2 separate regions of the Homo sapiens genome follow, and region 2 is linked to region 1. Evidence: read pairs that join two places in POLR2A ChIA-PET (ENCODE). Cell type or tissue: PC-9. All regions are shown on one strand. Links, peaks and the distances in the headings refer to the core of each region. The heading gives the core; the rest is flanking DNA. Region 1 overlaps VMP1 (vacuole membrane protein 1). Region 2 overlaps CLTC (clathrin heavy chain).

Region 1 (16,598 bases), core at 4,153-12,152:
GGGCGACACAGCAAGACTCCGTCTCAAAACAAAACAAAACAAAACAAAACAAAACAAAACAAAACAAAAAAACAAATAAAGTGTACTCTGATAGGTGCTCAGAAAACTTGTTCCTTAGTTTGGGGAAATGTTCTTGTATTTTTTATGTGAGTTTTCCCTCTTTAGTCTCTGTTCTTGCTTCCTGGAATTCTAGTTGCTTCAATGTTAGGCCTCCTATGCCCATCCTTTTAATTTTTTAAACCTTTTTGCTTCTAATATTTATCTCATTTTACTATCTATGAGATTTCCCAAGTTTATCTTCTAAGTCTTATATCGAAATGTTTTTCTGCTGTTAACATATTTATTTTCAAAAAGCAATTTGTATGTATTTTTCAGGCATCGTCTTTTCTGTTTGTTCAATTTGGAGTTCGAGGCTTTCCTCAAAGCCTGATAATCCTTATTTGTATGTTTATATAAGAATAAGGCACTTAAGGCCGGGCGCAGTGGCTCAGCCTGTAATCCCAGCACTTTGGGAGGCAGAGGCAGGCGGATCATGAGGTCAGGAGATTGAGACCATCCTGGCTAACACAGTGAAACCCCATCTCTACTAAAAATACAAAAAAAAATTAGCTGGGCATGGTAGCGGGCGCCTGTAGTCCCAGCTACTTGGGAGGCTGAGGCAGGAGAATGGTGTGAACCTGGGAGGTGGAGCTTGCAGTGAGCCGAGATCGCACCACTGCACTCCAGCCTGGGTGAGAGCGAGACTCTGTCTCAAAAAAAAAAAAAAAAGAATAAGGCACTTAAAAGCTAAGTGGAAGCTATGTGCGTACAGGCCAGGTGTAGTGATGGTGAGGCTTCCCTATTGTACAGTCAAGTGGCATCCAGGCTTAATATTTACTGAGAACCTCCATGTATCAGTGTCTATTGATCTTTTCTTGGGGATAGTTCAGTTTCTCCATGATGGATCCTTCAATTTCTTGCCTAGGCAATGCAGACAGTCCCTAACTTACAGTGGTTTGACTTATGATTGTTCACCTTTACAATGGTATGAAATTGATACACATTCAGTACAAACCATAGGTCGAATTTTGGATTTTGATCTTTTCCCCAGCCAGCGATATGTGGTACCATACTCTCACACAATGCCAAGTAGCAGCAGTGAGCCACAGCTCCCAGTCAGCCAGGTGATCATGAGGGTAAACGTCCATACTCTGCAGTGTACTGTAATTTTGCCCAACTATGGGCTAATGTAAGTCTTCTGAGCATGTCTAAGGGAGGCTAGGCTAAGCTATGATGTTTGGTAGGTTAGATGTATTCAATGCATTTTTGATTTACGATATATTCAGTACGAAGGGGTTAAGACACGTCACCCGTTGTAAGTCAAGGAACATCTGTATCAGCCTTGCTGCTGACACACTAAAGCTAGACTGGGGAAGAGTGGTTAGAGATCTCCATTTAGTATGTGGACTGTTGCTCAACTCACTTTCTGTTCTATCTGTGAATACCTACACAAACACAAGCACAAGTATGTCCTGAGCCCAGAACATTCACTTTTGTCTAGAGACTATGTCTCCCACTGATATGGGAGAGAGACTTGCCTGGCTGTGCTGAGTAGGGATGGGACCTGGGAGTCTTTTGCATTCTCCTTGTTTTCAGACCTATGCCAGCCTCTTCTGGCAGTTCTGCTGAAGAGCTCTTTTGGAGTTTTGTGGGGCAAAGTATTTTGCTTCTCTTACATATCCCTCACCTGTACGCTCTCAGGTATAATCTTTTCTTCTGTTTGTCCTGTCCTCATTTATTAATGCTAACTTCATCAAAGATTGAGTTCTCATTTCTGTTTTCTATGTTTTGGGGTTATTTTTAGAACAAAGAGTATTCCAGTTGTGTATTACTGAGTAACAAATCACCCCAACATTTAGTGGTTTAAACTAAGAAAAGTCATTCGTATTGCTCACAGAGTGCAGTGAGTGCCTTGTTTCTGTGTGATATCTCTCAAGGATCCCATCCATAGCACACCCTACATTGGCTAGAATATCAGAGTAGAAGACTTATTTCATTCTTTGCAGGGTTTTGATTTTGGAATTTTAAAGAATGAATTTCATAAGCTTATTGCCATCTAAAAGCTCAGTTCCTAAAACTAAGATCTTCTAGAATTTGATGAAGAATTCTTTATTTTATCCATGTAATTTGAGCTCTTGAAGACTTTGACCATTTCTTTTCTCAGTCTTTATCTATCTACTGTTGGGGTAATAATCTTTTTCTTTCATCTCTTATGTCCCTGATTAGTTACTTTTTGAGGGGATCTTCTCTGATACCACTTTTTCTTTGAGTCGTGGAAACCAGAATGCACACAATACTTCTGTTGGTTATGAGGTTTGGCTATTTTCATCCTGTAAAGCCAATAATTAAAATCACTATTTTAAGATAAACTGTACATTTCTCAGTACCTAATTTCATATTTGCTTATTTATATTGAAAAATCAAGTGAGCAAAATGTACACACATACTGTTTCATGTTCTTTGTTAGAAATCATATACTGTTGCCTGCTGCAGTGGCTCACGCCTGTAATTCCAGCACTTTGGGAGACCAAGGTGGGCGGATCACTTGAGGTCAGGAGTTCGAGACCAGCCTGGCCAATGTGGTGAAACCGCATCTCTACCAAAAATACAGAAAATTAGCTGGGCATGGTAGTAGTACGGTGCTTACCATATCATACTGTAGCAATATTTTCATCCAGGTTAATGCAATAAAAAGTGAAGAACTAGTTTTTTCCTCCTATATTGGATTTTTCGTGTTGTTTGTTTTTGTTTTTGTTTTTTGTTTTTTGTTTTTTTTGAGACAGAGTTTCACTCTTGTTGCCCAGGCTGGAATGTAGTGGCGCCATCTCAGCTGACTGCAACCTCTGCCTCCTGGGTTAAAGCAACTCTCTTGCCTCAGCCTCACAAGTAGCTGGGATTATAGGCGTCCACCACCACGCCTGGCTAATTTTTTGTATTTTCAGTAGAGATGGGATTTCACCATGTTGGCCAGGCTGGTCTCGAACTACTGACCTCAGGTGATCCACCCGCCTGGGCCTCCCAGAGTGCTGGGATTACAGGTGTGAGCCCCTGTGCCCAGCCTGATTTTTCTTTTCTTCATTCCTTTTCATGATTTTTTCACCAGTTTCCATCAATTTTGTGGCTTATGATAGATTTCAGTGGATGTGGATATAATTTTCCTTACATACTTTTTCCCAGTTTCAGATAAGGTGTATAAGATTTTTAATTTTTATTTGTTTATAGTTGTTTTGCAGTTGAAGGGGTGAGGGAGAACAAGTGGAAAGAGACTGTTGCCGGTTTTCCATGTTATAAATTATCTGAGAGAGTACTAATGTTTTAATTCTTGTTCAAAGGAGAGTTTCTTGCTATGGCTTGGCAAAGAGAAGATTTTTAATGCTTTCAATCATGAATTTGTTTTAGGCCCTTTGCTTATTTTATGTTTTACAGATCTGCATATTTTTTAATTATACAAGTAATTTTAGTAATAAGATTCTTACATTCCAAAAGTATTATAAAGTAAAAAGTGAAAGCTCACACACCTTCTCCCCAGTGTAGGGTAATAATCACTGTATTCCAGACTGCTTTCTTTGCATACATAACTTTTTATAAAAATTAGAATCATACCATAAATTTTAGTCACAAGTTCCTTTTTCACAGTATCATAGACATGTGATACCAATGTTATTATAAAATTATTTTTTATTACGAAGTGATACATCTCATTGTAGAAAATTGGTGAGTGCCCTTTAGTCTTTTCTCTATAAATATTTATATACCTAAGAGTGAAATCATATTGTTTGTTGTTTTGTGACTTGATTTGAATCTAAAAACGTGAACATTTTTCCACGCCATCAAATATTTTCACATCTTTGCTATAACGGGTTTTTTTCTTACTACAAAGTAAGTTTATTATAATGAAATGCTGAAAATACAAATAAAGAAGAAATAGAATGTTCATCTAACAGGTGCATATATCTTTTTTATGATATATTTTTCATTTTCTTACTGGTTTACATATTTAAGAAGATGCTCTTTGTCATATGCTGCCAGTATTATTCCTTATTCCCAGTAGTTTTTCCATGTCATTTACTGGGTATGTTTTGTTACATGTTACTTTTTTTAGACAGAGTCTCGCTCTGTCGCCTATGCTGGAGTGCAGTGGTGTGATCTTGGCTCACTGCAACCTCTGCCTCCCGGGTTCAAGTGGTTCTCCTAACTCAGCCTCCCAAGTAGCTAGGATTACAGGCACATGTCACCACGCCCAGCTAATTTTTGTATTTTTAGTAGAGATGGGGTTTCACCATGTTGGCCAGGCTAGTCTCGAGCTCCCGACCTCAAGTGATCTGCCAGCCTTGGCCTCCCAAAGTTCTGGAATTACAGGCATGAGCCACCGCACCTGGCCTGTATTTTCTTTTAGTACTTTTATGGTTTTATTCTTTTAAGTCTTTAATCTATGAAAATATTTTTACATATGATATGATGTAGGAATCTAACTTTTTTCTTTCTTAGGTAATTAACTAATTGTATATTGTTCCAACACTATTTTCCAAGTGATTTTAATATGTTAGTTTTGTCTTATATTTTGTTGTTCTAATTTGCATCTTTTTTCCTATTATATTTTTATAAATGTTAGAAATGGTATATTAAAAAGATACTGGGTTCTTATTTGCTAAGCTATAACTTTACTGACATCTTTCTAGTCACATCTTATTGGTTATGATTTACAAATTCTTATAGTAATCAGTTTAGCAAAGATTCAAAGTTTATCTGACTTTGTTGCTGGGATCTGCTCGTAGATAACATGTATTTGGTAAAACCTCCAATTTGATAGAAGCAATAAAATACGGAAAAGTTGAATCAACTGTAGCTAAAACGGCAAATTAAGTAAAATCAATCCGTAACTATGAGTGGAAATTTAAATTTTAAGATTGCATGAGAATGAGTTAGAAAATATGGGTTTTTATTTTTGAAGGTAAAGCCCTGTAGTAGAGTAAGTTTATCAGCCAAAAAAGTAAAAACAAACAAACAAAAAAAACCACTTGGCTTTCATTGCTTTGCCATGTGCTTTCCAACTAGGTTAAATGGTGTATGTGATTTTACTAAGAAATTGTTGTGGCCGGGCGCGATGGCTCACACCTGTAATCCCAACACGCCCAAGGCAGGCGGATCACGAGGTCAGGACATCGAGACCATCCTGGCTGACATGGTGAAACCCCGTCTCCACTAAAAAATACAAAAAGTTAGCCGGGCGTGGTGGCGGGCGCCTCTAGTCCCAGCTACTCCGGAGGCTGAGGCAGGAGAATGGCATGAACCTGGGAGGTGGAGCTAGCAGTGAGTCAAGATCGCGCCACTGCAATCCAGCCTGGGCGACAGAGCGAGACTCTGTCTCAAAAAAACAAAAAGAAATTGTTGTTATGAAACAATTTTATTTACTTAAATTCCATTCTTGACTAATGGTTGGATGTCGTACTATAGATGTTTTAAGGGGGAAAAAAGATGATTAAAGCATTTATTTGTATTCTGATTTATTATGATACCTGCTGTATTTTTGTGAGTACAATGTTGAGATTAGGCAGTATTTTTCCACTAAGCTGACTTCCTTTTGCTCTTGGCTTTCTATCGTGTTTCCACTAGATGTCTGTGAGAGGTACACATGAATGAATGTAGCTTCCTCTGACCTTGAGCAATTTTAGCATCATTAATAAAAGTTAGGTCTAGATAGCTGTTTATGTGCTTTGTGGACTGTTTTATGCAAGGTTTAATTATTCTCTTTATGATCTTCTTTTCCTTCTTTGTTCCTGTGTTCTGTTAATGCTATCACCATCCTAACAATCGCTTTGGGTCAAAATCTGAGTCATCTGACTCCCTCCTTTCCTCCCATCCCCAGTAATTAATTCTTTAAGGCCTGTTGATTCTATCTCCATAGTATCTTACATGCCCTCTCTTCTCCCTTCCCGCTACTGTTTCAGGCCTTTATCAACCCTTACCTAAATATTGCCAGCAGCTTGCTAGTAGGTCTACTCTTTACTAGTTTTTTATCCCAATCTTTTCCCACACAAAGTAACAAAAATAATTTTCTGAAAAATATCTCTACTTATGAAACATTGCTGCTCAAAAATCTGTGATGCCTCCCACTGTGTATAGAGTGAAATCTAAACTATTTAACCCAGTTTTCTTCATTACTTGGCCCCAACCTACGACTACTTCTGATTTCCCTTTAACAGTTTTTTATCCTCTGTATTGATGGTTTTCAAGTTGAACTTTAAAAAACTGCCAGAATACCCATCAAAAAGAGTGTGTGTGTGTGTGTGTGTGTGTGTGTGTGTGTGTGTGTGTGAGAGAGAGAGAGAGATTGGAGGGAGGAAGGGAGAGGGAGAGAGATTTCTTTTAATTAAAGAACTCTGAAGTTTTTAAGTTTAAAAATTACTAGCCTGATCATTTGGAATAATTTAACTTTTTCCTCCACCACTATGCGGTATTGTTCTTTTTCGTAACTTTGCCTAGTGTGTCATTTCTTCCCATCTGCATGTCTACTTTTTCAGTTTTCTTACCTTTCAATTTATGTGCTGCTGGCTTCTTTGTGAACTATTTTATGATTCCCTTCCTACCCCTACCTCACCCCCTTCACTCCTCTCAAATTGTCTCTGAATTCCTATCTCAGCCCAGCTATGTCTTTCTTGTGTCACTTATCACATTCTACCTTCTTTTAAAACTATTTATAGACTTTTCTTATCTCTCCAGGAGTCTAAACTCCTTAAGAAGGGGGCTTAAAAATGTTTGTATTTTCAACAATGCCTGCCTACTGTTACACATACTACTCATGCAGTGGATACTTTGAATAGATGATGAAATAACAGTAAGAAAAAGTGTAGCATTACATGAAACATGTCCATTAATATTCAGTCTTATTTTGCTGTAAAATGTAATTGAACAACAGTAATTTTACAAAGAAAGGAAGATTTAACTGTATTGCATCTTTGAGTTTAATAGTCATCTGAGAGCAATTGTCATCTGAAGATAATATAAAAGACACCAAGTTAAATGACTTGCAAATTTTTTTACTTTTTAAAATTTTTTTATTTTTTTAGACTTGCAAATTTTAATTCACATTGAGTAAAACAACTTTTGTAAAATTATATACTTTAGAAACAAATGAAGATTCTTGTGACTTGTTTATTCTATAAGCTGTATAACCAAAAAGAAAAATTAAAGATACTTTAGGAATAAAATAATTTGAAAAATAAAAGAACTTATTTGCATGATGTATCCTGAAAAATTAGGGCAGCCAGTATTACTGAAATAATGGAGGAGTCCGGGAGTGGTTGTGGTATTTTTGTATTTAAAGCTTACACAATAGAGTAGAAACGTTGTGGTACATATTTACTTACAAGAATATGTTTTGAATAAGTTTACTTTCCTAAATGTCATCTGTTTTAATGACCTGCTACTTGGATTCTTTCTCACAGTGTTAGGTTGCTGACTATGTGAAATTTCCTACTTCTTATTATTGCTATCAGAATAGGAAATTTAAAATTAAATCAGAAATGTAAAAGTCTTAAAACTTCACCTTTTCAAAGAATATCGGGGCCTGGCATGATGACTCATGCCTGTAATCCCAGCACTTTGGGAGGCCAAGGCAGGTGGATCATTTGAGGTCAGGGGCTAAAGACCAGCCTGACCAACATGGTGAAACCTTGTAAAAATACAAAATTTTTTGTACTAAAAATACAAAAATTAGCTGGGCATGATGGCAGGCATGTGTAATCCCAGCTACTTGGGAGGCTGAGGAACGAGAATCGCTTGAACCCGAGAGGCAGAGGTTGCAGTGAGCTGAGATCACACCACTGCACTCCAGCCTAGGTGACAGAGTGAGATTCCATCTCAAAAAAAAAAAAAAAAAAGATAAAAAAGAATATCAGTTTTTTTCCTCTATTTTCATATCAATTAGCTTGTCTTTCTGTTGAGTATCGTTCATGAGTCTGCCGACCATTTTAGGTTGAATATTTCCTCAAAGGCTATTTTATAGTTTCTGAATTTAATCTTTTTTTAAGGGAACATTTTTAGGTTCTATTTAGGACTATAGTAATTAATGTAATTAATAATCAATAATTGCTACCTACTCTGTATGTTGAAGCTAAATCCCCAAATTAAGTTTTAATACTAGTATCTTTTACCTTACTAATTTCTATTAAATTTAAGGCTGAAAAAAATCTTATTTTTTAGCTTAATAGGATCTTTGTCCTATTCAGAAGTTTTGAGTTATTTACATTATTTTACTAGTGAAAATATAAAACCAAAAAACAGTTTATTAGTTGTAATGGTAGTTCTCATTCTTATGGCCAATGCCTTTTTTTTAATGCAGTAAAACAAAATAGACATTTATCTAGCGAACATCCCTTTTCAAACTATAGGGTCAAAGTGAAGGATTCTTTTGATAATGATAGAATATGTGTTTGATCATTTGAGTTTAAAGACTATGGGAAAGGAATTGATAAGATTATTTAAATACTCACGAAAGTGCTTTGGCATTCCACTAATGCTATTCTCTTTTAAGCACATTTTCCTATGAAGTGTGTGCGGTTGCAGTTGCCTACACCATGTCAATGCCTGCTGGTTTTTCCTGCTGTGAAGTTTTTCCTTTACATACACAGATTCATGAAAGAGTTTATGGTGTAGATGATCTGAAACTAAACAGGACACATTTTCATACACTTTAGTACCATTTGAAGACTCTGGGTGTCAGTTGTTGCTGGGACCTGTTTTTGACTCTGATGAACCTTTACTGGTTGTGGTTTGTCTGGCCATCACATGACTTCTCTGAAAATTCCCCCTCCCCTTCATTTCCAGTAAACTGTTTGAGCAGGAGTGAGTCACAGTGAAACCAGCTTCCCTGTAACCACAGGGCTTGTTAAAGAATTTGTCAGCGTGGACTCTAGAGGGTTTGCATTAAGCTTTGCAGTAACTGTTATGGTTTGTGTTGCGTCAGGAGTTCCACAGAAAAGCTTCCTGCTTGCAGGATCTCTTGCTTGTTTGCAAAGAGTTAAACTGATCAACTTTACCATAGTGAACATGAGAGACACATGTTAAACACACTTCTTTATCATTAAAGGCGTTGTCAAAACTACCAAGAATTAGTGTAGTTTCTCTTTTCATAATCAACCAACCACACCCAATAATGTTTAGTTTTTGAAAAGGCGGGCCTGGTAGATAGTCTTTCACAGTTGGCTCATGATTTTATCACAAAGTACCATCAAAATTAAGCAATTTTAAGTGGTCTTGATGGATTCTGTTACAGGATATTTTGACTATTCGCACAGTTAGGTGTCGGTACCAAAGGTCACTTACTTGCACTTTGTTCATCAAGAAAAGGTAGCACTTAGAGTAATTCTGGAGTTGTGATGTCTAAGCACACTTAGCATGATTTATAGTGGAATTCTTCGTGCCCCCTTTTACTTGCTTTCTCTAGAAGCATTTACTTTATTTTGAACTCTTTTGCCACCTCACTCGCAGACTTTAATCTTTCTCCCTTTTAATTTCTTCTATTTCTTTAACTCATTCCCATATTATCAACAAGGAAAGATAGTTGCAATGTGATGCAAGCTGTTAAATGAATGGCCAGTGGGAAACTTGTCTTCTCAACATACATTCCCAAGTGCATTTCTTTTTACATGCGCATTTCTGTATTTAGCCTTGTCACCTTTAGCTAGACTTACTTATCTAAAAAATAAATTTAGGCTGGGCACAATGGCTCACGACTGTAATCCCAGCATTTTGGGAGGCTGAGGCGGGTGGATCACCTGAGGTCAGGAGTTTGAGACCAGCTTGGCCAACATGGTGAAACCCCATCTCTACTAAAAATACAAAAATTAGTGGGGCATGGTGGCAGGTGCCTGTAATCCTGCTACTCAGGAGGCTGAGGCAAGAGAATTGCTTGAACCAGGGAGGCAGAGGATGCAGTGAGCCGAGATCGTGCCACTACACTCCAGCCTGGGTGACAGAGTGAACTTTGTCTCAAAAATAATTAATTAATTAGTTAATTAATTAATTTAGTGAAAACTTTTAAACTCGACCTCCTAAAAATTTCTTTTATTCGGCTTACACTTTTGTAACAAAATAAGAAAAACATTCTAAAAAATGTGGAAGCTAGTTATTCCTCACAGGAAAAAATATACAATAATGAAGTTTGAAATTGTTTATGTTTTAGCCATGCTGTCAGTCATCAAACTAAATTTAAAAAAATTATTTGTTTTGATGACAAAGCAATTATCATTGAAACAAGATGATTTTCAAATGAAAATACGAGGTTAATGCAGTCCAGTCATTAGCAGGGAAAAAAAGAATAAATATTTAAGGTTTTTCTTGTTAGGTTGCTTTGCACATTGGAGTAGAAAATAGTTTTGGGCTTGGCGCGTTGGCTCAGGCCTGTAATCCCAGCACTTTGGGAGGCTGAGGGGGACGGATCACAAAGTCAGGAGCTCTAGACCAGCCTGGCCAAGATGGTGAAACACCGTCTCTACTAAAAATACAAAAATTACTCAGGCATGTTGGAGAGCTCCGGTAGTCCCAGCTACTCAGGAGGCTGAGGCAGGAGAATCGCTTGAACCCGGGAGGCGTACATTTTAGTGAGCCGAGATCCCACCACTGCACTCCAGCCTGGGTGATGGAGAGAGACTCAGTCTCCAAAAAAAAAAGAAGAAAAAAGAAAATAGTTTTGTGGCTGGGCATGGTGGCTCACGCCTGTAATCCCAGCACTTTGGGAGGCCGAGGTGAGCGGATCACCTGAGGTCGGAAGTTCCAGACCAGCCTGGCCAATAATGGCGAAACCCCGTCTCTACTAAAACTACAAAAAAATTAGCTGGGTGTGCTGGCGGGTGCTTCTAGTCCCAGCTGCTTGGGAGGCTGAGGTAGGAGAACTGCTTGAACCCAGAGGCAGAAGTTGCAGTGAGCTGAGATCACACCACTGCACTCCAGCCTGGGCAACAGAGCTAGACTCCATCTAAAAAAAAAAAAAAAGAAAGAAAGAAAATAATTTTGTGTTATGTCTGCTTGTTCTTTTCACTTCCACACCTGTTTGCAGATATGGCGGTGGAAAAAGCACTGGGTAAGCATTAGGTTACCTTTGTTAAACTAAAGTCTTTTTTTTTTTTTCAGGTTTGTGTTTCAAACACCTTTTATAAAATGCCTTTAGAAAGGCCCCTTTTGGGCCGGGCGCCATGGCTCATGCCTGTAATCCTAGCGCTCTGGGAGGCCGAGGAGGGTGGATCACGAGGTCAGGAGATCAAGACCATCCTGGCTAACACGGTGAAATCCCGTCTCTACTAAAAATACAAAAAATTAGCCTGGCGTGGTGGCACGCACCTGTAGTCCCAGCTACTCTGGAGGCTGAGGCAGGAGAATCCCTTGAACCTGGGAAGCAGAGATTGCAGTGAGAGAAAAAAAAAAAAGATAAAAGAAAAAAAGGCCCCTTTTGGCTGGGCGCAGTGGTTTACGCCTATAATCCCAGCACTTTGGGAGGCCGAGGCGGGCGGAACCAGTCTGGCCAATATGGTGAAACCCCATCTCTACTAAAAATACAAAAATTAGCCCGGCGTGGTGGCTCGCACCTGTAGTCCCAATTACTCGGGAGACTGAGGCAGGAGAATCGCTTGAACCCGGAAGGCGGAGGTTGCAGTGAGCCAAAATCGCTCCACTGCACTCCAGCGTGGGTGACAAAGCAAGTCTCAAAAAAAAAAAGGCCCTGTATTGAAACTTGGACCAACAGACTACTTACGCTTCGTTTTTGCTTATGAGTCTGTAAATCAGTAACATGCTAAATACAAACCCACCCTTTGTTATAAGTGCTGAGTGCTTTGAGGGGTACATCAGAGTTTAATGGAAGACCTGGACAGCAGAATAGCTATTATGTTCATTTCCTATTGCAAAGGTGCCTTTATTTCTAATTAGCCAAGATATTTTGTTTGTCATGATCAATCTGCAGTTCTTTCTCTTTCTTTTCTTTCTTTCTTCCTTCCTTCCTTTCTTTCTTTCCCTTTTTTTTTTTTTTTTTTTTTTGAGACGGAGTCTCCCTCTGTCACCCAGACTGGAGTGCAGTGGTGTGATCTCAGCTCACTGCAACCTCCACCTCCCGGGTTCAAGCGATTCTCCTGCCCCAGCCTCCCAAGTAGCTGGGACTACAAGCACACGCCACCATGCCCGGCTGTTTTTTTGTATTTCTAGTAGAGACAGGGCTTCACCATATTGGCCAGGCTGGTCCGGAACACTTGACCTCAGGTGATCCGCCCACCTCAGCCTCCCAAAGTGCAGGGATTACAGACATGAGCCACCGTGTTTGGCTCCAATCTGCAGTTCTTTCTTGCTTATTATTTAAGGAGATTTCTCTCAATAGAGTCTCCTTCCCATTTTTGCTATCTCAGGTCTTACAACTTCAAAATATGACTATCATGCTTTTAAACTAAGGCCCTATGAAGAGATCTAAAGAAATGGGCATGATAATTCATTCAGTGCTCCCCTCAAAAGTAGGGATATATTTTAGATTTTTTTGCCCCATTCCCTGACATGGGTCTGCATCAATTAACTTATCCAAATTTCTAAAACTTTGTATTTTTACTACTTGTAGTAAAGACTCAGTAAGTTTATAGCCCATCATATAAAGCAGTGCTTCCATTTTGTTTTAAATTTACCTCTCTGAAGGTATAAAGTTTGGCCAGGCGTGGTGGCTCATGCCTGTAATTCCAGCACTTTGGGAGGCCGAGGCAGGTGGATCACTTGAGGTCAGGAGTTTGAGACTAGCCTGGCCAACATGGTGAAACTCCATCTCTACTAAAAATACAAAAATTAGCCGGGCAGTAGTGGCATGTGCCTGTAATCCCAGCTACCGGGGAGGCTGAGGCAGGAGAATCACTTGAACCCAGGGGGCAGAGGCTGCAGTGAGCCATGATCACGCCACTGCACTCCAGTCTGGGTGACAGGGCAAGCTCCATCTCGAAAAAAAAGAAAGTTTTAAAGTTTACACTCAAATTATTCTGATATTGTAAAATTTGTCAAATACTTCTCATTTCCTCTCATATTTTTCATAGCTTTATAGATTTCACTTAGCTTCCTCTTCAAGCCTTTCTAGAGAATGTAATTATTCACTTTTTATATCCAACAGCCCCCAAATCTCAATTGTTTTTTCCATGGATCTTTATCTAATCCTTTTATATCTCTCCTAGCATGAAATCATAACTTCGCATGATGAAAGTCACAACTGCACATGATTTTCCAGAGGCAATTGCCACATAACTGTACTCATTTTTCATATTTCTAAAATCATGGGCCTGTTTAGCAATGCATTTTGCTGACATTTTTAATAAACAATTTAAGACTGCTCCCAGTTCCCTTTTTTTTTTTTTTTTTTTTTAAGATGGAGTCCCGCTCTTGTTGCCCAGGCTGGAGTGCAATGGCACAATCTCGGCTGACTGCAAGCTCCACCTCCCAGGTTCAAACGATTCTCCTGCCTCAGCCTCCAGAGTAGCTGGGATTACAGGTGCCTGCCACCGCGCTCAGCTAATTTTTTTATATTTTTAGTAGAGACGGGGTTTTAGTATGTTGGCCAGGCTGGTCTTGAACTCCTGACCTCAGGCGATCCACCCACCTCAGCCTCCCAAAGTGCTGGGATTATAGGCGTGAGCCACCGTGCCCGGCTCTTTTTTTTTTTTTTTTTTGAGACAGAGTCTCACTCTGTCACCCAAGCTGGAGTGCTCACTCCTCTGCCTCCCTGGTTCAAGTGATTCTCCTGCCTCAGCCTCCCTAGTAACTGGGATTACAGGCCACCACGCCCGGCTAATTTTGTATTTTTAGTAGAGACAGGGTTTCACCATGTTGGCCAGGCTGGTCTTGAACTCCCGACCTCAAATGATCTGCCCACCTTGGCCTCCCAAAATGCTGGGATTACAGGCATGAGCCACCATGCCTGGCCCCATTGTTTTATATTTAAATAAATTTTCCCCAAACATTTTATCTTGCCGTTGTCTGTATTGAAGATGACCTGCCACTTGCTTGCTGAAGTGTGCAAAATCTTTCAGTTTACTGTCATGAATTTAGCATCTCCTAGTTTAGATATAATTTCAACTGTAGATTTGGAACTTAAACTCTGCATTTCTTTTTCCAGGGCCATTTATAAATTTGTTAAGATTGGTTCTATTGGCCGGGTGCCATGGCTCATGCTTGTAATCCCAGCATTTTGGGATACTGAGGTAGGAGGATCACTTGAGCCAAGGAGTTCAAGGCCAACCTAGGAAACATAGTGAAACCCCATCTCTAAAAACAAAAAAGTTAAAAAATTAATCATACATGGTGGCATGCAACTGTAGTCCCAGTTACTTGGAAGGCTGAGGCAGGAGGATTGCTTGAGCCCGAGAGGTCATGATTGTAATGAACTATGATGGCACCACTGCACTCCAGCTAGACGGCAGAGCAAAAGTCTGTCTCAAAATCAAAAAAAGATTGGTTCTACCTCAGAAAAGAATGTCACTGTTGACATTTCCCATAATAGAGAAGTTCCCATTTATCTTTTTCCTTTGTTTTCAGTCTCTTAAGTTTCCTGTCTCTGACAGTTTTGTGAATTCCATACAGACTTAGTTTTCATAGCTTTGCTTGCTTAAGTCAAGTTACCTCACTATTTTGACTTTTTTCTTTTTTTCTTCACAGACTAGTATTATTGTTATGTTTTATACATAGCAGATTGTCATCTACTGATTTTTTTTATTTCAGTTTGATCTAAATAATTATCAGATGAGGCTGGGCACGGTGGCTCATGCCTGTAATCCTAGCACTTTGGGAGGCCGAGGCGGGCGGATCACCTGAGGTCAAGAGTTCGAGACCAGCCTGACCAACATGGAGGTCTGTACTAAAAATACAAAATTAGCCGGGCACATGCCTGTAATCCCAGCTACTCAGGAGGCTGAGGCAGGAGAATCGCTTGAACCCAGGAGGCGGAGGTTGCAGTGAGCCGAGATCACGCCATTGCACTCCAGCCTGGGCAACATGAGCAAAAACGCCATCTCAAAAAATAATAATAATAATAATAATAATTATTATTATTATTATCAGATGAGTGGCTGGGCATGGTGGCTTATGCCTGTAATTCCAGCACTTTGGGAGGCTGAGGTGGAAGGATCACTTGGAGCCCAGGAGTTCAAGACCAGTCTGGGCCAAATAGTAACACCTCCATCTCTTTTTTTTTTGAGGCGAGTTTTGCTCTTGTTGCCCAGACTGGAGTGCAATGGCACAATCTTGGCTTACCACAACCTCTGCCTCCCGAGTTCAAGCAATTCTCCTGCCTCGGCCTTCCAACGTGCTAGGATTACAGGCATGTGCCACCACACCCAGCTAATTTTCTAATTTTTTTTTTAGTAGAGATGGGGTTTCTCCATGTTGGCCAGGCTGGTCTTGAACTCCCGACCTCAGTTGATCTACCTGCCTCAGCCTCCCAAAGTGCTGGGATTGTAGGCGTGAGCCACCATGCCCAGCCTCTATTAATTTTTTTAAAAAGAATTTTCAAAAATTGTCATATGAGGAGTTACTGGCTTCAGACAGGAAAAAGAAAAAGGAAATTACTTGTGTAATATATCCGTTTACTTATTTCTATGCAGTAATAAATCTTGCATACTCAGATATTTTCCCTGAGTGTCTAGAGCACTTGTCCTTCTTGGGCTACAGAGTCCGTTCTTATTTCTAGTAGGAGTTAGGCAGGCACCCACCTGAGTTTGAGTGGATGCCAGCTGCCTAAGAATTACCATGTTTGTGCGTGTGTGCACGCGTGCGCATGTGTGTGTGTGTTTATTTATTTATTTTTTTTGAGATGGAGTCTTGCTCTGTCGCCCAGGCTGAAGTGCAGTGGCGTGATATTGTCTCACTGCGGCCTCCACCTCCCGAGTTCAAGCAATTCTCCTGCCTCAGCCTCCTGAGTAGCTGAAATTACAGGCGAGCACCACCATGCCCGTTTAATTTTTGTGTTTTTAGTAGAGACAGGGTTTCACCTTGTTAGTCAGGCTGGTCTCAAACTCCTGACCTCGTGATCCGCCTGCCTCGGCCTCTCAAAGTGCTGGGATTACAGGCGTGAGCCACCGCATTTGCCCTTTTTTTGTTTTTCAAGACAGAGTCTTGCTCTGTTGCCCAGGCTGGAGTGCAGTGGCACAATCTCGGTTCACTGCAAGCTCCGCCTCCCAGGTTCATGCCATTCTCCTGCCCCAGCCTCCCGAGTAGCTGGGACTACAAGCACCTGCCACCACGCCTGGCTAATTTTTTGTATTTTTAGTAGAGACAGGGTTTCACCGTGTTAGCCAGGATGGTCTCAATCTCCTGACCTTGTGATCTGCCTGCCTCAGCCTCCCAAAGTGCTGGGATTACAGGTGTGAGTCACCGCACCCGGCCTTTTTTTTTTTTTTTTTTTTTGAGACAGAGTCTCACTCTGTTGCCCAGGCTTTAGTGCAGTGGCAAGATCTCAGCTCACTGCAACCTCTGCCTCCCGGGTTCAAGCAGTTCTGCCTTAGCCTCGTGAGTAGCTGGGATTACAAGCGCACGCCACCACGCCTGGCTAA
Region 2 (13,072 bases), core at 487-8,486, 120 kb before region 1:
ATTTAAAAATCAGCTGCATGTGGTGGCACATGCCTGTCGCCCCAGCTACTCGGGTGGCTGAAGTGGAGGGATAGCTTGAGCCTGGGAGGTCGAGGCTGCAGTGAGCTATGATCGTGCCATTGGACTCCAACCTGGGCAACAGAGTGAGACTCTCAAAAAGAAAAAAAAAAAAGGAAAACTTACAGTTTGTAGAAATTAAAGCTTTGTCACTCTATATGGATAAACCTCAAATGCCTTGCAAAAAAAGCAAGTTGCAAAAGAATGGACAGTATGAAACCATCTGCATGTAGTTTTAATACATGCAAAACAAACATCTTATTTAGAGATGTATGTGTATTAAAAATATGAAAAATACATGGGGATGATAAAACAGGATAGTGGTTGCCACTGGGTGTGGGGAGAGGGAAGAGATGCATTTGTAAGTGTGAGTCAGAGTCCTTCATATTTATGCTATTGGTTTTCTAAAGTTCATAAAAATAAAGGTCTGTCAGGCTGGGTGCGGTGGCTCAGGCCTGTAATCCCAGCACTTTGGGAGGCTGAGGTGGGCAGATCACCTGAGGTCAGGAGTTTGAGACCAGCCTAGCCAATATAGCGAAACCCTGTCTCTACTAAAAATAACAAAAAATTAGCTAGGTGTGGTGGCAGACGCCTGTAATCCCAGCTACTCAGGAGCTGAGGCAGGAGAATCGCTTGAACCCGGGAGGTGGAGGTTGCAGTGAGCTGAGATCGTGCCATTGCACTCCAGCCTGGGCAATAAGAGCGAAACTCTGCCTCAAAAAAATAAAATAAATAAATAAAATAAAATAAAGGTCTGTCGGTTCAGTTGTATTCTGCTGTTATGTAATATCTTGAAATATTTTGTAGTTGTTTTTATCAGAACTCAAAATAACTATGATCCCTAGAGGACAAAAATTTGTTCTTAAGTGTTTATATTGTCCAAATAAAATTCTCAGGTAAAGAAAGAGTTCATGCATAATTTTGTCTACATACTCTCCATAGTATCTTAAAACAATTTCTTTTAAATCTTTTTTTGTAGATTGTAGATGTCTTTATGGAATACAATCTAATTCAGCAGTGTACTGCATTCTTGCTTGATGCTCTGAAGAATAATCGCCCATCTGAAGGTCCTTTACAGACGCGGTTACTTGAGATGAACCTTATGCATGCGCCTCAAGTATGTGTTTTAATGCTTTTTAGGCATGTTTCCAACATTGTTTTAGTAATTGTGCAGCGCCTCTCAGATTGTTATGCAAAGCTACTGAGGGGCCTACTCCTTATTAAAGAAAATGTAGCTATTATAATATTCTTTTGTACTTTAACAGTTCACTATTAAACCTTAATCTGTAATACGGATATTGAATTACTCATGTAAGTGGAGTGGACAATAAACTTGCCTTGTTTGTGGTTTTACAGGTTGCAGATGCTATTCTAGGCAATCAGATGTTCACACATTATGACCGGGCTCATATTGCTCAACTGTGTGAAAAGGCTGGCCTACTGCAGCGTGCATTAGAACATTTCACTGATTTATATGATATAAAACGTGCAGTGGTTCACACCCATCTTCTTAACCCTGAGGTATTTCAGTTTCTTACCTAATAGATGGTGTTAGTTGTGATTAATAGGTACACTGAAAATGTGTTTGTGGTACTAAATATTAATAATTTCATACCACCATGAGGTTCAACATTATTTCATTTATTCATTCATTCATTTATTTTGTCTTGTAGTGGTTAGTCAACTACTTTGGTTCCTTATCAGTAGAAGACTCCCTAGAATGTCTCAGAGCCATGCTGTCTGCCAACATCCGTCAGAATCTGCAGATTTGTGTTCAGGTGGCTTCTAAATATCATGAACAACTGTCAACTCAGTCTCTGATTGAACTTTTTGAATCTTTCAAGAGTTTTGAAGGTAATTAGGAGTTTTTGAGTTTTTAAAAAAAGTACTTAAGGTAGCCAAGAAGAGGTATGCTTATGATCAGGCTGTTGGAAATTTTGTTTTTCTAAAAATTTGGTTCTATGGGACATTTTAATTTTTTAAGTTTTATTCAATATATGTCAAGGCCCTTTTATGTTGGATTCTAAGGATATGCAGTGAACCAGACCATCTGTTTGGATATTTTATAGATGAATTAAAGGTAGAATTTTAAGAGAAAAATATGTAGTGGTGTTGAAATTGTATAAAATGAAAATACAGGTTGAGTGTCCCTAATCTGAAAATCCAAAATGCACCAAAGTCCAAAACTTCTTGAGCACCAACATAACGCTCAAAGGAAATGCTTGTTGGAGCATTTCAGAAATCGGATTTTCAGATTAGGGATGCTGATCAGGTAATTATAATGCGAATATTCCAAAGTTCAAAATCTGAAACACGTCTGGTCTCAAGTATTTTGGATAAGGGATACTCAGTCTGTACTAATGATCAGGTATAATAAAATTTTATGCTTATATGTCTGACTCTTATAATAGCAGGTGATTCTCACTAAGGGCATTTTGTGATTTGTTGCTATTTAGCAGGATTTCTTAACCTTAGTACTATAGACATTTAGGGCTGGATAATCATTGTAGAGGGGTGTTCCTGTACATGTAGAATATTTAGTAGAATATTCAGCAGCATTCCTGGTTTCTACCCACTAGATTCCAGTAGCGTCAGCTCCACCAGTTGTGACAACCAAAAATGTCTTCAGACATTGCCAGTGTCACCTGTGAGGAAAATCACCTCAGTTGAGAACCACTGCTATACAGGGTACTAACGTAATCACTGTTGGGTGTCTAACTTCTGGTCCCCAACTGCCTTTCTCTCCTCTCTGTACTAGTAGTACTCTATTGAGAAGGGGTAAGAGAGTCTAGTAGTTTTCTTAATTTTTTCTTAATTTTCCCAGTTTCAAAATGTTAACTGTGCACTAAATTTACACTGTTTAGTACAGTCACTAGCCACATATAGTAGCTATTTACATTGAAAGTTATTAAAGTGAAATAAAATTTAATATTTAGTTATTCAGTCACTCTAGCCACATTTCAAGTGCTTAATAGCCACATGTGTTTAGTGGCTATTATATTGGAAGGCAAAGATAAGATTTTCATCATTGCAGAAAGTTCTTCTGGACAATACTGCACTAAATTCTTCCCAAATTATTTTGTATGTTTCCTATAAATTGCATATTGAAAAACACCAGGTATTGGGGTCTTCATTTAAAATTTCCCATATAGGGGCACAATGGTGTATGCCTTTAATAATCCCAGTGCTTTGGGAGGCCAAGTGCTTGGGGCCACAAATTCAAGACCAGCCTGGCTAGCATAGCAAGACACCATCTCTACAAAAATTTTCTTAAAAATTAGCCTGGCATGGTGGCATGCATCTGTAGTTCTAGCTACTTAGGAGGTTGAGGTGGGAGGATTGCTTGAGCCCAGGAGTTTGAGGCTGCAGTGAGCTATGATCGTGCCACTGCACTCCAGCCTGGGTGACAGAGACCTGCCTCAATAAAAAAGAAAAAAAGGAAACATTGGGTTGAATTGTCTATTCTTCAGGATTAAAGTGCAATCCATTTTACTGATCTGATTAATGGAATAGTTAGTATTTTTATCGCGCTTTTTAAGCAACCAACTTATATTTGGGAGTATTCAATATAACAGTTTTTTAATTACATAAATGTTTTTCAGTCATTCTCAAAAGTGTGCCTATGCTTAATTGTAATTACTTGTTTCTTTAAGGTCTCTTTTATTTTCTGGGATCCATTGTTAACTTTAGCCAGGACCCAGATGTGCACTTTAAATATATTCAGGCAGCTTGCAAGACTGGGCAAATCAAAGAAGTAGAAAGAATCTGTAGAGAAAGCAACTGCTACGATCCTGAGCGAGTCAAGAATTTTCTTAAGGTAAGTGGTTTTGAGTAATGTGTTTTCTGGTTGGATTCCAGGTTAGCAGTTCTACAAGGGTTTGGTCATAGTTCAAAAATATTTTTTCCCTAAATGTGAAGTTGTTAGCATTCTTAAGTTGTGTGCTGGATTATTTCTTCCAAACATAATATTCTGTGGTTTCCTTTGAAATACGGAAGGAAATTGGTGAGTAAGAATGACCATCTGTTTAAAAGAAGAAAAAAAAAATAGCACTATTTCAAAGGAATTTCCTTTATTTTAATTTTGGATGGAAAAATTTAGAAAAGTGGTTGTATACTTTCAATGTCATTTTAGAATCATTTAGGCTTTTGAATATTAACATCAGCTTGCTCTTCATACCATTTTGAGGAGCCTCTATTGTAGGCAAAGGGATCTGTTGTCTAAGGAATGTATAGGTTTACCTCTTTCATCAAGTTTGCTCAACTCTAGAAACTAAAATATTGTTATTCATATATAATTCATAAAGGTAAGATCAAACAAAACGCTCAGCTTTGTGACACATTAAATCAGTTAGAGAGGAGTAAGGACCACCTGTGTTGCAGGGAGGAGTAATGGTTGAGAGATTCTGAACTCTAGAACATCCCTAAGGGCAGTTAATTTTGTTTAATGTTTAACTTAGCTTTAGCTTTATTCTTGTAACTGCCAGTTACTTTGTGATGGAAATAAAGCTTTAAAATTGATAGCTATCTATAAAAGGCTAGGAAAACTACAGAACACTTAGATTACTGCTCTCTCACTGCCTATTATGTGTGTGTGTGTACACTATATATATATATAATGATTCCTGAGACTTTATAGAAAGTTCTGAAGTATTTTTTGTCTTGGAAGAATTTTACATTACAAGTAAAACCAAAATGTTTTTGTAGAACACAGTATAGAAAGTAGGCTTTTCCTACTCCCAGATTATCATCATTTGTGTGTGTGGTTGCATTGGCAGATTGTTCTTTTGAAGAATTTACTACCTGGGCTCTAGATTAAATAGCAAAACCCTTAGGGGTTTTAGTGTAATGAAGTAGTCAAAATGTTGAAACTGCTCTACATTTTAGATTAAAAGATACACTTTTCAAAAAAGTATAGCTTTAAAATGTCTTGGCCATCATGAATATTCTGGGTAACCTAGCTGTGCTATGTTTGGACCAAAACTTTCTGGTGTCAAAAAACCCCTCCAAATGAGAAAGATTTGATACTCTGTGCTTGACTAGTGTACCCATACTACTGATTCACTTCCTTCTTTGAGTATCATTACTATTTCCTTTAAAAAAAACAACAACAAAAAAAACTACTACTAGATTCTTTTGGGGGCAGGGGGTGTTGGGTTTTTTTTTTTGTTTTTCTTTTTAAGCTTTTAAGTTCAGGGGTGCGTGGGCAGGTTTGTTATATAGGTAAACTGTGTCATGGGGGTTTGTTGTACAGATTGTTTCGTCATCCAGGTATTAAGCCTACAACCCATTAGTTATTTTTTCTGATCCTCTCCCTCCTCCCATCCTCCACCCTTCAGTAGGCCCCAGTGTCTGTTGTTCCTCTCTGTGTCCATGTGTTCTCATCATTTATCTCCCACTTGCTAGTGAGAACATGCAGTATTTGGTTTTCTGTTCCTGTGTTAATACTACCAGATTCTTAAATGATTTCTTTTTGTTTTTATTGAGCCCTCAGCTTCTATGCTTAAATTGTAACTTCTTTAGCTTTGGATTTTAATATTTGAGTTATATATATATGGAAAGCAAAATGAAATTAGCTATTATTTAATTATCACATTTTTGAGCTTTAAAAAAAATCCTCTAGTAAAGAAATGAAAAACAATCCTCTGGGTACTAGGATGGTACTGCCTTAGGTTTGCATAGCCCATGGGATCTAATCAGATGAAGATTTCCCCTCCACACTTGTGAACTGGGTACAAGCCTGATATAGTAGGGGTGTGGATGTGGATTATGAGCTTTTGAGTCAGTCAGACCTGTTTCAAATTCTACTTAGCCATTGTTTGTTCATTCAGTATATGTCTAGCTGTTACCTCAGGCAAGTTAATGAATATGCCTCAGCCTCAGTTTCTTCAACCATAAGCTATGTTTATTTATCAAGTACCTTGTATACTATAGATGTTTAGGCAGTAACTATTACTGATAAGTGATAAGCCTTGGAAAAAGGTGGAGTCAGCCTAAATGGGATTTCTGTCAGGCAAGTATTTATTTCTCTTTGATATCAATTTGTACTTGACTCTTTGAAGGAATTTACTTCCAGCCAGGATTAGAGGTGAATTTAGGGTCTTACGTCTACATAATTTGACATGGGAGCTCAATACTAAGATGCAACTATCACATTCATCCTCTGATGCCAGTGTTGAGAGTGAACTTATTAGATTCCTTGTTAACCTCCAGTACAGGGTTATGATGCCTCTTATCACTGTTATTAAACTTAATTTTAGAGGTACTAGCTACATGATAATTTACTGGTGTTGTAAGTAAACCCTGTGTCATAAGAAAAATACCCTGACTCTGATCTTGAATATTCAAGTGCCAATTGTGTGTTAGCCACCAGGAATAAAGAGATTGGTAGAACATAACTTCTCCTTTAAGGTACCCTGTGAGCAGGATAAAATTGTGTCATTAGCATCATTTGACTCATGCCCTAAGTTTGTAGAACTGTAAGCTCTCTGTAGAAAGCATATAACTGTTCATCAGACCCATGATCTGCTCCTTGCTACCTTTGATCTTATTTTCTACCTTTCTTTTTTTCTTTCTTTCCTGGTTTAGCTTCAACCACACTGGCCTGCTAGCTATTCCTGGAACTCCCCTAACCTTGTCCTGCCGAAGGGCCTTTGCTTGTGCCCTGTACTACTATTCTCTCATGACCTTCTTTCTCCTTTACCTTCTTTGGGTTTCTGATTGAATGTCAGAAGAGAGGATGTCTCAGGTTGCCTTGTGTAAAATAGAACCCATTCCTACCCCATTTTGCTTGTTTTTCTTTATAACACCACTATGAAACGTCTCCTCCCACTAGAATGTAAGTTCCTTGAGAGAATGGACTCTGCTTCCTTTGTTCCCTGCTGTATCTCCAGTACCTAAGAACAGAGTCTGATACTTGGGTACTCATAAATATTTGTTAAATGAACAAATTTATGTTGAAGAAAACCTCTGACTATGCTAATATAATTTCAAGTTTGATCTTAAAATCTTTAACCATTATAACTGGAGGTTAATTAAACATTTAGTAAGTAATTTAATATTATTAAAATGTTAACATTTCTACCATGTATAAAATCATGTGCAAATTTTAGCAATCAAGAAAATAACCTAGATTTTGTCTACTTTTTAAATCTGAAATTTTCTTTTGGAATACAGTTAGTATTCCACAAAAGTGGAATTATTTGCCACAGAAATTTTAACACCTATGCATGAAAACAGAATAAGTAATCCTAGATTATCTGTAAGTGATAAAGATAACAAAAATATTTTATATGTGTATAGGTAAGATGACTAGTGTGTTGATCCATACTTTTTTGATGTTCATTTAGTAGGAAAAACATGACATACTAAAATTTTTACATAGATAGATGCAGACAGATTCTAGAAATGATCGTAACAGCTATTAGTGCAGAGTTTCCATGGTGTTAAACAATACTTATTTTAGAAAACCTTCCTTAATGTGGAAAATCTGCAGCTTTACAGACATTTTTATTTTTTAATTTAGGATGGCTATATTAAAATTAAGATTTACCTTGGTGTTCTTGGGACACTTCATAGACTAGTCTTCGTATTATTTATAATCGAGTAACTAATATCCCCTAGTCTCAGGAGCCATTTAATTCTAACCTTGAAAATAATGTTCTTAGTGGCCATCACTGGGGAAAGTTCTACCCTACTTAGTTCTGCTTCCCTAGTAGACTGTGTTAGAGGAATCATTTATTGAGGAATGTTTCACTGTGTATAAATGAATTCCTGATGGAAACTGTTGTTTTTTGTGCTCTACCTTATGTCTGTGGAATGTAACAGGACATGTATCAGGTAAATGCCCAGTACAGGTTTTACTTACCTGTCTATAACATCTTCTATGTCAGTCTATAAGTAGGATTGTAGTTTGGTATCTGTAATGGAATGATAAAAGCAGTTGGCAATTTAAAGATATCTTTTCTTTAAATGCTGGGTTTTTTTTTTTGTAGGGGGTGGGTTTTCTTATGGCCACATGTGGTCACCATCATGCTGCTCCTTGTAGGCTTTGTTATAATAGAGTATTAGAGGCTGGTTGTATAGATTGGATGTGGGGAGGGATAGAAAATCATTAGTTTGAAACAAATGTAAGCCATTTATGCCATATGTTTGACAATGTGACTATAGTTATTAAGTTGATTTTAAATACGGTAGAAGTGTTATTACCAGTGAAAGTCCCAGTATGGTGAATTTATCATCTGAGAGCCACTGGCTCAGGTATCTTAATTTGTTACTCTTGTTTTTTGGTAAAGGGTGTGTATGGGAAAGACTTGGTATCTTGCTGTGTGAATCTAAGTATTGCTTAGTAAAAATTTACTGAAACTGGGATGTACACACTCAACTATTGGGACATTCTTTCTTTAACAGAAGAGCTATGTTTGTGTGAGCCTCTCTTGTTAGCGTAGAACAAATTCTCATATGTTACACAGATTTGATACCTCATAGAAGAAATTTAAAGTTTCCTTTTGTTTGTCTTTTTTTCAGGAAGCAAAACTAACAGATCAGCTACCACTTATCATTGTGTGTGATCGATTTGACTTTGTCCATGATTTGGTGCTCTATTTATATAGAAATAATCTTCAAAAGTATATAGAGATATATGTACAGAAGGTAAGTAATATGTAGGTAATGTAAAGGTATAATCTTACTATAGATTTTATTTCTCATATTCTGGAAATCCTTTTGAAACTCTGTGCTCAATAAGAGTGGTCTGCAGCTTTTAACGTGGGATTTTTTGTTTTTGTTTTTGTTTTGGAGACAGGGTCTTGCTCTGTCACCCATGCTGGAATACAGTGGCACAATCACAGCTCACTCTAACCTTAAACTCCTGGGCTCAAGCAGTCCTCCTGCCTTAGCCTCCAAGTATCTGGGACTGCAGGTGCATACTACCATGCCCAGCCTGCTTTTAATACTTTTTCCCCAGCAGAATCCTTTCTTGGAATAAAATTCTACGTGCTTCCCTAGCAAGCCGACTCAGGGAAGGGGGAAAAAAAAAACATGCATGCCAAGTGTGTAAAATATAAGAATAGAACTGCTATTATTGAAAAAGTTGGGTGGCCTAGGGCCTTACTAACTTGATAGACCCTGAGGTATCCATGTAGACTCCAAAGCAGAGTTTTCAAACCATCTTAAATACAGATATTAGATAATTCACCTTCTAACTGTAGAAACAGGCAGTATTGCTATAATGGGAGCCTTTTTATTAGACAGTCTTGCATAGTCATCTTTGACTGTATCTTCTTTGGACTTATTTATCATATGGAACAATGTTTCGGTAACTAACCAAACCGGTAGAGACAGAATATAGTATATGTGCTTTCAATACTTATTAAACCATGAAGTCTTGTTTTTAGCTGGACTTCCTGCTAAATTCCTCTATCTAGTTGCAAATTTAGACCCTCAGTTTATTACTGAATTTAAAAACTGAACTTAAAGAAAAAAAAACTGAGCTTAAAAGCGATAGAGATAAATGCTTTTTTAAAATTCCTCTTTGCTTTTAATAACATAATAACATTCTTCTACTTCTTTTTAACCACAGGTGAATCCAAGTCGACTTCCTGTAGTTATTGGAGGATTACTTGATGTTGACTGTTCTGAAGATGTCATAAAAAACTTGATTCTTGTTGTAAGAGGTCAATTCTCTACTGATGAGCTTGTTGCTGAGGTTGAAAAAAGAAACAGGTGTAGTACCATTTTAACAGGGATAAGTTACTCTTTCTTAACATGGCAATAGATAAAAATATAGGTAGTCATTTGTTCCAAAGCTACTAAATAACACATGGAGAATAATTTCCTGAAGACACCTAACATAGAGGTGATAAGCTAGCTAATAGCACTGGGAAAAAATCTGTTTTCTGAAACATTATAGCTGTCATAGGAGATCTGTTAACTTGGTTGATCATTTTTTTGGCATGTTTATAATTACAGCTATGTGGTTTGACTTTATATGTTTTTATATAAACTATGTACTAAGTCTCCTGTTTAGGTGTGATACCTGTGTATTTAACAACTAATTCTGTACTGATCAATCATGTGGTGTTTCCAACCTGAGAAAGCTGATTAAAAAAAACAGTGTGGTGTTTAAGTGTGAGGCAAAAGAGTTCCCTGTGCAACTCTTGAGTTCAATTGATATTTAATTTACAGTACCTTAACATGATAATATGGATTTCCAATAGAATATAGTATAAGTGCTTCTAAAACTTACAGACTGTGAAGTCTTTTTTTAGCTGGAACGTTCTGAGGAACTAGTGTTTAGGAAGTACTGATGTAAATGAGTTTGGTGAGGTGGTATGCTAGTGGGAAGTTCTGCTGTTTATGAGAAGAAATTAAGAAAGTCTGTGGGTTTCATTTTAACCTGAGTTGATATAGGTGATCTACTAATTATATTCTTAGAATTTATATTAGAATGTTTCAAACATGGAAAAATTTTGCATTTAAGGGTAATAGAGATATGCAGTTAATACTGACCTAAAGGTTTGAGCCTAGTTTCAAGTGATTTTATGTCATAACAATTTAACATTTAATAAGAGGTTCAGTTGAGTCTGAACCTATTGAATCTATTACCTGAAAATAATCTTACTGCATATTCCAAGCAAATGGCAGTTACAGTTAGATAATTTAGTCTTTAAGTGACAAATTATATTGTGAAAAGCTAGATTCACATCTAAGTCACTAGTCTAGACATGCCTCAGCTAATTTTTATTCCTTAAGTTGACATGGCGTATCTTGGATTGCACATGTTTATAGGAGCTGGATTTTTGCCTCTATTTATTAAAATTGTCTTCTCCCTAATGGGAGGGTTCATAATAACCATGTGAATTTGATATAGCCAAAATAACGAATAATGCTTTTTCTCTGGCTGCTTTTAATGTTTAAATCATTGGTAAAAGAGGCTTGGGCCAGGCGTAGTGGCTTGTGCCTGTAGTCCCAGCTTCTGGGGAAGCTAAGGTGAGAGGATTGCTTGAGCCCAGGAGGTCAGGGCCGCAGTGAGCCCTCCACTGCACTCCAGCTTGGGCAACAGAAGACCCTGGCTTTAAAATAAAAATAAAAGGAGGCATGGTCATCAGGACTATCGAAACAAGCTATAGTATAGCAAAACTGTGCTCCTTGATGGAGTGTTTATATGACAGCTGCAACTATTAAACCCAGAGCTTCTAAAGCTATCAGATTTTATTCCCAATATGTATTTAGGGTTTGGCTGTAGGTAATGCTGTATGTTAATTGTGTTAAAGCTGAAAGAACTCTCAGATAATCTGGCCTATGTAATATCACATCCCCATCCTATCCACAAACAAAATTTTCTGAAGTCTAGATATTTTGTGTGTTATAAAGAAAGGACACTGTATGAATCTCTAATCTTTTATTCAGATATAAGGAGGTAAGTATATCATATAGCAGATAAACCTGGGAGAGTGAAAAATAGCCTTATATACCTTCTTTTTATTCTTGGACAACTCAATCATATTTTGAGTCTTAATTTCCCAATTTATAATAGGATCACTGATAATTAAAATTAATGTAAAGCCAGGTACAGTGGCTTGCACCTATAGTACCAGCTACTCGGGAGGCTGAGGTACTAGGATCACTTGAGCCCAAGGCTGTAGTGCACAATGATTGTGGCTGTGAATAGCCACTGCACTTCAGCCTGGACAATGTAGCAATACTCGGGGGGCGGGGAAAAAGTATGTGAAAGCACATTATAGACCATAAGGTATTTACATAGTTAGCATGTCAAGAGTGTGTTATTTATAATACAGTATGTGTGTGTGAGGTTTTTTTCCTTTTTTCCTAGATTGAAACTGCTTCTGCCTTGGCTAGAGGCCAGAATTCATGAGGGCTGTGAGGAGCCTGCTACTCACAATGCCTTAGCCAAAATCTACATAGACAGTAATAACAACCCGGAGAGATTTCTTCGTGAAAATCCCTACTATGACAGTCGCGTTGTTGGAAAGTATTGTGAGAAGAGAGATCCACATCTGGCCTGTGTTGCTTATGAACGTGGCCAATGTGATCTGGAACTTATTAATGTGAGTACTGCTAGCTGAATATGTAGAGAAGCTGCATTTTTAAAAACCTGTTACATGAGAGTTTCAGGGTAATTTTAGGTAATATGGGACATTTGGGGACGGTGGGTGCTTTTTTAAAACTTTATTTGGAAATAATTGTGAATCTGAAAGTGGCCAAATAGTGGATAAAGTCTATATACCCTTTATTCTGATTGACTTGCTAATGTTTTAACCCCACTAGCCTTACCATTTGTGTTCTCACACTCTTACACTCAGGCACACCATTCATACATATGTGTATACACACACATACTATTTTTTAACCACGTGGGAATAACTTGAATGCATCATGGCCTTATACCCCTTCCGAGTGTATGGCCTAAGAATAAGGATGTTCTCTTTCATTAACCACATGAAAGATACCAGCTTCAGTCAGTTTGACATTGATAGGATACCTTTAAAAATCTGTTCTATTCTAGTTTTGTCAGTTACCCAATGATGTCCTTTGTAGCAGTTTTTTCCCCTCTAGTCTAAGGTCATATATGGCATGTAGTTTTCATGTCTTTAGTCTCCTGTACTTTGGAATGGTTCTTCAGTCTTTTGTTTTCTATGACGCTGATATCTTTGTAAACAATAGTTGCTTTTTCTATTTGTAACTATTTTATATAGGTGAAATTTCAAGCAACATCAAATTAACCATTTTAAAGTGAACAATTCAGTGGCATTCAGTATATTCACAATGTTATATAATCACCTTTATCTAGTTACAAGTTTTCATCACTTCAAAAGGAAACCCTGTATTAATTAAACAGTTCCTCCACATACCCCCTCCTCCCAGCCCCTGACAACCACCAGACTGTACTGTCTCTATGGATTTGCCTATTCTCTATATTTCATCTAAATGTAAAGTCTCTTTTTAAAAAACAGAATGTGTCTCACTTTGAGTTCCTCTGATGGTTCCCGATGATTAG

Evidence for each region. Peaks named below come from ENCODE experiments on the same cell type or tissue, not always from the same donor. Only the 100,000 strongest peaks of a DNase experiment are listed, where the experiment ranks them.
Region 2: POLR2A ChIA-PET joins it to region 1 with 18 read pairs; 2 of 35 experiments call an interaction of 5 or more read pairs at or near these places.

Annotation. Positions count from the first base shown.
Region 1 is chr17:59,777,789-59,794,386 of GRCh38, forward strand. The region is part of intron 7 of VMP1 (vacuole membrane protein 1); the gene reads left to right. Among named protein-coding and RNA genes, the nearest start is that of MIR21, 55 kb to the right of the region's middle. RefSeq lists enhancers at 5,564-6,377, 8,653-9,132. In PC-9, for the core only: no CTCF peak of the experiment used is centred there; DNase peaks (open chromatin) are centred at 5,153, 5,483, 8,953, 9,673 and 1 weaker place; H3K4me3 peaks cover 5,462 bases; H3K27ac peaks cover 8,000 bases.
Region 2 is chr17:59,665,067-59,678,138 of GRCh38, forward strand. CLTC (clathrin heavy chain) reads left to right here. Exons shown (of 32, transcript NM_004859.4): 11 at 1,037-1,174; 12 at 1,414-1,578; 13 at 1,731-1,911; 14 at 3,711-3,874; 15 at 8,581-8,706; 16 at 9,635-9,777; 17 at 11,888-12,122. Among named protein-coding and RNA genes, the nearest start is that of PTRH2, 36 kb to the right of the region's middle. In PC-9, for the core only: no CTCF peak of the experiment used is centred there; no DNase peak of the experiment used is centred there; H3K27ac peaks cover 885 bases.